Linked DNA regions of Homo sapiens: region 1 is linked to region 2. A link is an interaction called in ENCODE POLR2A ChIA-PET data of the cell type or tissue named here. Cell type or tissue: PC-9. All regions are shown on one strand. Links, peaks and the distances in the headings refer to the core of each region. The heading gives the core; the rest is flanking DNA.

The links. Peaks named below come from ENCODE experiments on the same cell type or tissue, not always from the same donor. Only the 100,000 strongest peaks of a DNase experiment are listed, where the experiment ranks them.
Region 1: POLR2A ChIA-PET joins it to region 2 with 6 read pairs; 4 of 35 experiments call an interaction of 5 or more read pairs at or near these places.

What each region holds. Positions count from the first base shown.
Region 1 is chr11:74,064,489-74,068,886 of GRCh38, reverse strand. All of the region lies in intron 24 of C2CD3 (C2 domain containing 3 centriole elongation regulator), which reads left to right. Among named protein-coding and RNA genes, the nearest start is that of UCP3, 58 kb to the right of the region's middle. In PC-9, for the core only: no CTCF peak of the experiment used is centred there; a DNase peak (open chromatin) is centred at 2,026; H3K4me3 peaks cover 546 bases; H3K27ac peaks cover 2,990 bases.
Region 2 is chr11:74,174,783-74,179,180 of GRCh38, reverse strand. All of the region lies in intron 1 of PPME1 (protein phosphatase methylesterase 1), which reads right to left. Among named protein-coding and RNA genes, the nearest start is that of PPME1, 5.7 kb to the right of the region's middle. In PC-9, for the core only: no CTCF peak of the experiment used is centred there; no DNase peak of the experiment used is centred there.

The sequences.
Region 1 (4,398 bases), core at 108-4,107, 110 kb after region 2:
TTGCAGTGAGCCGAGATCGTGCCTCTGCACTCCAGCCTGGGCGACAGAGTGAGTGAGACTCCGTCTCAAAAAATAAATAAATAAATAAATAAACCAGAGGGATGGGGGTAGTGCCATGAGAGATGTGAGCAAGGTTGATATATATCTAGAATTAGAATTTTACTGTGGAAGGTGGTTTGAGAGCACTTATTTCTGATGAGAAAACCGAGGCCCAGTTAGCCAGAATGAAGTGGTGTATCCAATATGTCACACTAAAGCAATGGCAGACTACATTGGAACCTAGGTGTCCTGCCTCTGGGAACAGTGATTGGTCCTCTCTGCTGATCTTCCTCAGAGCTTTCTTGAGAAGATGTTGCTATCTTCTGTGGGTATGTACTGCAAGCAGACAAGGCAACTCCTCTCTCTAACCCTGGGCAACTATCTGTAGACAAAGGGCAGTGGGAAGTCAGCAAACATTTAATAAGGGCCTTGGGAATACTCTGTGCATTCAAAGAGCTCTCAGTCTAGTGAGGGAAACACAGATTATTATACAATATGTGAGAGCTGCTGTGGTAGAGCCAGGTTATCTCTTCCTAATTGTGAGGATTTATGACATTTTATTGGAAGAAATTAGTTGAAGCTTAAGACCGAAAAAGGAAAATGGGAGAAAGAATGAGAGATGAAAGCTATATCAGGCAGAGGAAATGGAACCCACTCCAGCCATTTTAAGCAGAGAGGAGTTTAATATAGAATATTAAGGTACTTTAAGTCATTAGAAGGGCTAGAGGAGTGAGCTCTAGGCTAAACTTCTAGGAGGGAACCACTAAATCTTTTAAGTTCAGAATACAGTGCCAAAACTGAAATCTAAGAATCAGAAGCTCTCGTCATAGCCATTGCCACAGGGCCTCTCTGCACCCAGGGACCAAATGCTAGATCAAAAAACACAATGTCTCTACATCATCATCCTTGTTATTAGCAAAAGCAGAAGGAAAAGAAAGATGTCCTCTGCTTCCCGCCTGCCTTCCAGATCTTTTGTGAGGGCATCTGATTGGTAGAGGCCAATTTGCATCCATACCCTAGCTGCAAAAGAGTCCGAGAAATGTAGCTTTTAATGCTTCCAATCTGTACAATAAAGGAGTACAATGCAATAAAAGTAGGTGGGGGTGGATGCTCAGCAAGTCAATCCGCATAAATACTGTTCAGTTTCACTAAAATAAAACTTTTAAGAAGATAGCTCACTGGGTACTATTAGTGATATTTTATACATTTACATTAGTAATATGAATACTATTTTATTGATTTCCATTAACTGATTTTTTGCCTACTACCATTAAATTAGAATTACCTTTCCCTGTTCTTTCAAAAATATGCTGTAACTCCTACTGCTTCCCTTGACTAGCCTTAAAAAATTTTTTTCTTTAATATGCTTGTAAACTGGTTTGGCCAAGTTGTAGCCAGTGATTATTTTGTTTTGTTGTTTTGCTCCTCATATAGTTCTCTATATCTTTAATGCTTTCCCGGTTCTAAGGCTCCTCTGCCTTTTTCCAGGTTCAGCCTTTTTCCAGGTCCTGCTTTGTTGGCAACTTGTACATGCCTCAGTTCTCTCCTGCTTTGTGGACGCCACTAGATCTTCCTTCCAAGGCTAGCATTTCTCTTCAGTTCTCCTTCCCAAGCTTCCTCACAAAATCTCCATTCTCTTTTCTCTTCCCATCACCCAGTTTCTTTCTTTATTATTTCCAGTACAAATGACTGAAAAAGTAATGTCATCTGGTCTGGTTTTGTGCCCTGGGTGCTAGAAGTCACAAGATTAAATAATAGCATGTCAATTTTTTAACCAATATTTGGGAACAGAAATGCTGTTTTTCATTTATACATTTCAGATACAAATATGGTTGTATTATGGAATATAATATAAAACCTTCATGAATTTCTAAAATGAAAGACAAGCCTACTAGTAGATGTTATGCTTATTGTAGTTGTTTTAAGGCAACAGGGACCCCTACACTTCAGAGTTTAATGTTTACTCTTCTCTGAGTTTAATGTTTACTCTTCTCTGAATCATTGTTACTTTGGTGGGAAAGTTTGAAAAGAATTTGGTCTATGACATGGTGCTGTAAATTCTTCTACTTGTGGACTAATTTTGGTGACCATCTTTCTGTCTCTGCAGTCTCTTAAGCAGATTGACTATGATGCATGTCACATTCAAGTTTAATTGTGTAATAAAACAGTTTTCTTTCTGTTCAAAAAAAAAAAGAATTGGTCTAATGGAAATTCTTTACGTTGAGGAAAACATATCAAAGCAAAGCTGTAGCTACTTTTCTTTCCCTGAAAGAAATTTTAAGTTGGAAGCTCTAACTGGGGTTATAAAGTTCAGTGATTGCACCTAGAGAGGCTTGTCAGAGTAGATGGAACTAGAACCTGTCTTTTAAAGACTACTTGTTAAATGTTTTTTTTTCTTTCTTTCTTTCTTTTTGACTTTTTTTTTATACTTTAAGTTCTAGGGTACATGTGCACAACGTGCAGGTTTGTTACATATGTGTGCAGATTTGTTACATATGTATACATGTGCCATGTTGGTGTGCTGCACCCATTAACTCGTCATTTACATTAGGTATATCTCCTAACACTATCCCTCCCCCCTCCTGTGTCCAAGTGTTCTCATTGTTCAAGTCCCACCTATGAGTGAGAACATGTGGTGTTTGGTTTTCTGTCCTTGAGATAGTTTGCTCAGAATGATGGTTTCTAGCTTCATCCATGTACCTACAAAGGACACGAACTCATCCTTTCTTATGGCTTCATAGTATTCCATGGTGTATCTGTGCCACATTTTCTATTTTATTTTTTATTATACTTTAAGTTCTAGGGTACATGTGCACAACGTGCAGGTTTGTTACATATGTATACATGTGCCATGTTGGTGTGCTGCACCCGTTAACTTATCATTTACTTTGGGTATATCTCCTAATGCTATCCCTCCCCCCTCCCCCCACCCCACGACAGGCCCTGGTGTGTGATGTTCCCCTTCCTGTGTCCAAGTGTTCTCATTGTTCAATTCCCACCTATGAGTGAAAACATGCGGTGTTTGGTTTTTTTGTTCTTGGGATAGTTTGCTGAGAATGATGGTTTCCAGCTTCATCCATGTCCTTACAAAGGACATGAACTCATCCTTTTTTATGGCTGCATAGTATTCCATGGTGTGTATGTGCCACATTTTCTTAATCCAGTCTATCATTGATGGACATGTGGGTTGGTTCCAAGTCTTTGCTATTGTGAATAGTGCCACAATAAACATACGTGTGCATGTGTCTTTATAGCAGCATGATTTATAATTCTTTGGGTATATACCCAGTAATAGGATGGCTGGGTCAAATGGTATTTCTAGTTCTAGATCCTTGAGGAATCGCCACACTGTCTTCCACAATAGTTGAACTAGTTTATAGTCCCACCAACAGTGTAAAAGTGTTCCAGTTTCTCCACACCCTCCCCAGCACCTGTTGTTTCCTGACTTTTTAATGATCGCCATTCTAACTGGTGTGAGATGGTATCTCACTGTGGTTTTGATTTGCATTTCTCTGACGGCCAGTGATGATGAGTTTTTTTCATGTGTCTGTTGGCTGCATAAATGTCTTCTTTTGAGAAGTGTCTGTTCATATCCTTTGCCCACTTTTTGATGGGGTTGTTTGATTTTTTCTTGTAACTTTGTTTAAGTTCTTTGTAGATTCTGGATATTAGCCCTTTGTCAGATGGGTAGATTGTAAAAATTTTCTCCCATTCTGTAGGTTGCCTGTTCACTCTGATGGTAGTTTCTTCTGCTGTACAAAAGCTCTTTAGTTTAATTAGATCCCATTTGTCAATTTTGGCTTTTGTTGCCATTGCTTTTGGTGTTTTAGACATGAAGTCCTTGCCTATGGCCTGAATGGTATTGTCGAGGTTTTCTTCTAGGGTTTTTATGGTTTTAGGTCTAACATTTAAGTCTTTAATCCATCTTGAATTAATTTTTGTATAAGGTGTAAGAAAGGGATTCAGTTTCAGCTTTCTACATATGGCTAGCCAGTTTTCCCAGCACCATTTATTAAATAGGGAATTCTTTTCCCATTTGTTTTTGTCAGGTTTGTCAAAGATCAGATGGTTGTAGATGTGTGGTATTATTTCCGAGGGCTCTATTCTGTTCCATTGGTCTATATCTCTGTTTTGGTACCAGTACCATGCTGTTTTGGTTACTGCAGCCTTGTAGTATAATTTGAAGTCAGGTAGTGTGATGCCTCCAGCTTTGTTCTTTTGGCGTAGGATTGTCTTGGCAATGCGGGCTCTTTTTTGATTGCATATGAACTTTAAAGTAGTTTTTTCCAATTCTGTGAAGAAAGTCATTGGTAGCTTGATGTGGATGGCATTGAATCTATAAATTACCTTGGGCAGTAT
Region 2 (4,398 bases), core at 285-4,284:
GATGTCTACTTAAACCTGGAAAAAGTCTATGGCCAAAAACACACACAGAAGCATATAGGAAAAGGACTGATAAGTAAACAACTTCGGTCTTCCGGTGTGGTTTGAAATGATTGGAATTTTCAATATAATCTCTTATTCAATCTTCAAAATATATTGGTAGAATATACCTGTAACTTGTAATCAATATTGTATTTGAAGAATATCTAAGTGTGGCCACCCTCTTAATAGAACTATTAATTAAAAGTTTCTTCTCTTAAAAAAAAAAAAACTATTTTGTAGTTTGAAGGAAACAGTCTTTCCCAAACAACTAGAGATGTTTTCTGAAATCTGACATCAAGTAGCATAACATGGAAGGCTCATTAGGTTTAAAATAAAACAAAAGAGCAAATTACCCAATTTTGGAGATACTAAGAAGAAATAGATTTGCTGGCAATAAGCAACAATGGAAAAACGGACTTTTACTCAGAAGTTCTGAAATGAATGTCAAGGGGCTGAAATCTGGCAATAAGGGGCAGGGGAGTTGGGGGTGGGATTATTACTTCCTATACTTACACTGCAATGAAAACAGTAGGGAAGTTGAAATCAGAAGATTAGGCTTCTCCACTTGTTAACCTCAGGATTTGGGCCAGATGCTGTTTATTCTCTATTCCAGACATTACCTGCCCACTTCCCACTCTCTCTTCCCTAACAGAATTGTAATACTTTTGTTTGAGCAGCTAGTGGAGATCTCTTGTTGTCTCTCCTCCAGTCCAAGGGAATGAATCAAAATTGGTCTAAACCAGTCATAGTTAATCCCATTCCCTACTGCCAGTGATTGGTTTTAGGATGGGTATGTGAACAGTTCTGGACAATAAGACTTAAGGGAAAAATCTGTTGGGGAGCTTGCATTTCTGGGAAAAAATTAAAAGACAAGCTTAGCTAGGAAAGGACTTTGGCCCCCGCTTCTTTTTATTTGTAAAGATAAGATAGAAGTAGAGTGGCAGCAGCCATCCTGCAACCATAAGGTGACAAGCAAGAGAAGGAAAAGCCACCATTCTAAGGATGGCAAAAGAAAGGATGCAAACAGCCTGGGTCCTGAATGAAATTGTTTAGCAACTGAATGAACCCTGGAACATCCTATCAATAATAAATGTCCTTGTAGTTTAAACTACAGTAAACTGATAACAGCAAATTAGATTGTTTCACATCAATATAATGTTGCTAATGTGAGTTTGGGGATTTTTGTAGACTTAATTGTATTTAAAGAGTAAATCTACTGAGTTTCACAATTATTTAAGAGTACTATTGAATTTAAGTAATATTAGATTGAATATAACTTAGGTCAATACTTGGAATCTGAAATATATTTCCTTCAAAAGGGATTCATACAAATTGAAAGATACCATATTTCTTCAAGGAACATTCAACATCATAAAAACGTTTATTCTAAATTAATGTTTGTATTTAATGTAATCCCAATAAAAATACTATCAGGATTTTTTTCTGGCACTAGTCTATGGGATTAGAAAGTTTATTTGTGAGAAAAAAACAAGAGGAACCACGAAAATCCTCAAAATGAATGAGGGGTAAACAACCTCTACCACCCATCAAAACATATTAATAAATCCTCTAATTAAAAGTACAGTAGTGGCACGTAAAAGAAACTCCACAGACCCGGATTTATATAGAAATTTGGCATATGACAAAGGTGTCATTTTAATCAGTGAGAAAGAAGACTTTTTTTTTTTTTTTTGAGACAAAGTCTCACTCTGTGTCCCAGGCTAGAGTGCAGGGGCATTATCTTGGCTCACTGCAACCTTTGCTTCCCGGACTCAAATGATCCTCCAGAGTAGCTGGGACTACAGGCACACACCACCACACCCAGCTAAATTTTTGTGATTTTTGTAGAGAAGAGGTTTCACCATGTTGTCCAGGCTGGTCTCCAACTCCCAAGCTCAAGTGGTCCACATGCCTTGGCCTCCCAAAGTGCTGGGATTACAGGCATGGACCACTGAGCCTGGCCAGGACTATTTCTTTATTGTAGTGAAATTTACGTAATGGGTAAAGGACTAAAAAATTTAATAAATGATGAAAACAACTAGATAGCCTTTGGATAAAAATAAAATGTCTTCTTTTCCTCACTTTGCATATCAAGATAAACTTCAAATGGATTAAAAAAAAATTGGCTCATGCCTGTAATCCCAGCACTTTGGAAGGCTGAGGTGGGTGGATTACCTGGGGCCAGGAGTTCAAGAGCAGCCTGGCCAACATAATGAAACCCCGTCTCTACTAAAAATACAAAAATTAGCTGGGTGTGGTGGTGCATGCCTGTAATCCCAGCTACTTGGGAGGCTGAAGCAGGAGAATCGCCTGAACCCGGGAAGTGGAGGTTGTAGTGGGCCAAGATCACACCACTGCACTCCATCCGGCCTCGGTGACAGAGCAAGACTCTGTCTCAAAAAAAAAAAAAAAAAAAAAAAGGACACTACACAGGTACCAGGAAAAAATATAAATGATTCCTTTATAACCCAAAAAAAGGAAAAGCCTTTCTGTGACTCAAGATCCAGAAGCAATACATGCTGGGAGGAAGGGAAGATGCTAATGAGTAACGAGTTTATGGGAGGATGAAAATGTTCTGCAATTAGTGGTGGTAATTGTACAACTGAGTGAATATACCAAAAATCACTGAATTGTACATTTAAAAGAGTGAATTCTATGGCATATAAATTTAACTTTTTAAAAATCTAATGAAAAAATAAAAAAAAAAACAGAAATACTGGGATTTGATTATTTTAGTAACTCAATTTGTGACCTTGAGCAAATCACTTCACTTTGCCCTTTATTTCCCCATCTGTGTGAATAGCTCATTAAAGCCTTCCTAAGAGGCCTGATATCCATAATAAATTTAAGAAGATGGATGAAAGACTATCTAATCAGATATGAATAAACATACAGCTTGTGGGGACAAAAAAGCTGATAACATAAGAAACTGAAAGGAGAGCTTCCACATAAACTATGAACCTTCTTCACAGTTCTCAATGTATAATTATCTACTAGCTATCATTCTTTAAGAGCTTATGTGTCAGTGTCAGGAACTATAAGTGCTTTTTATGTATTATCTTATTCTCACAGCACTCTCAGGTAAGCAGAAGTATTCTCATTTTAGAGATAAGAAAATAGACTATGAGAAGTTAAATGACTCGACCAATGTAAATACCTAAGTTGGGCTTCAAACTTAGATCTTTGTCACTTCAAATATCAAACCCTTCAATGCAAGCTATAGAAAGAACAATGGACTAAAAATACGAAGTCCTGGGTTTGAATGTTGTTCCTGCCACATAATGATTCTGTGATCTTAGGCAAGTCAATGAACATTTCAGTTTTCTCATTTATTAAAAGAAAATATTAACTCCTGCCCTAGTTTACCTCATAGAATATAAAAAGGGACTACTATATACATGTCAGTTAAATCACTACAGAGCTGGGCATGCTAGCATGTATCCTCAGTCCTACCTACTCAAGAGGATGAAGTGGGAAGACTGCTTGAGCCCACGAGTTTGAGGTTGTAATGCACCAAGATTATGCCTGTGAAAAGCCACTGTACTTCAGCCTGGGCAACACAGCAAGACTCTATCTCTTGCAAAAGAAAAAAAAAGGAATTTAAGAGATAATAATAGAAAAGTAGAACTTTTTTTTTTTTGAGATGGAGTTTCGCTCTTGTTGCCCTGGCTGGAGTGCAATGGCGCGATCTCGGCTCACCACAACCTCCGCCTCCCAGGTTCAAGTGATTCTCCTGCCTCAGCCTCCTGAGTAGCTGGGATTACAGGCATGTGCCACCACGCCAGCTAATTTTGTATTTTTAGGAGAGACGGTGTTTTTCTATGTTGGTCAGGCTGGTCTTGAACTCCCGACCTCAGGTGATCCACCCGCCTCGGCCTCCCAAAGTGCTGAGATTACAGGCATGAGCCACCACACCTGGCCAAAAAGTACAACTACTGATAAACCAAAAACACGTTGAATAATGAATGGCTTTAATATTTTATAGTTCCTCTAATAGTAATAGTATATACGAAAGCAGTGACTTTCAAAAGATACTTCTCTCAAGCACACCAGGGGTGCAAAGCAAATAGGGATCTCAAATCTACTTTAGTCAGAGTAGCTCTAAAAGCTTTAATAAAGAAGTTCAAAACCACTGTTTTTGGCAACATCCATTGGCATCTATTAAAAGGAAGAGTGACACCAGGATTTCAGGCCTTACCCAAGAGAAAATATTAGTGTACTGAAAAGTGAATGGATTCTAGAGACTAAACTTAGATTGAATCCTAGCTCTGCTACCTACTAGTTGGGTTACTTTTAATCTCTGGGTCTGAATGTCTTTACCCACAATGCAGGAAAATATTCACCATGCAGGTCTGTGGA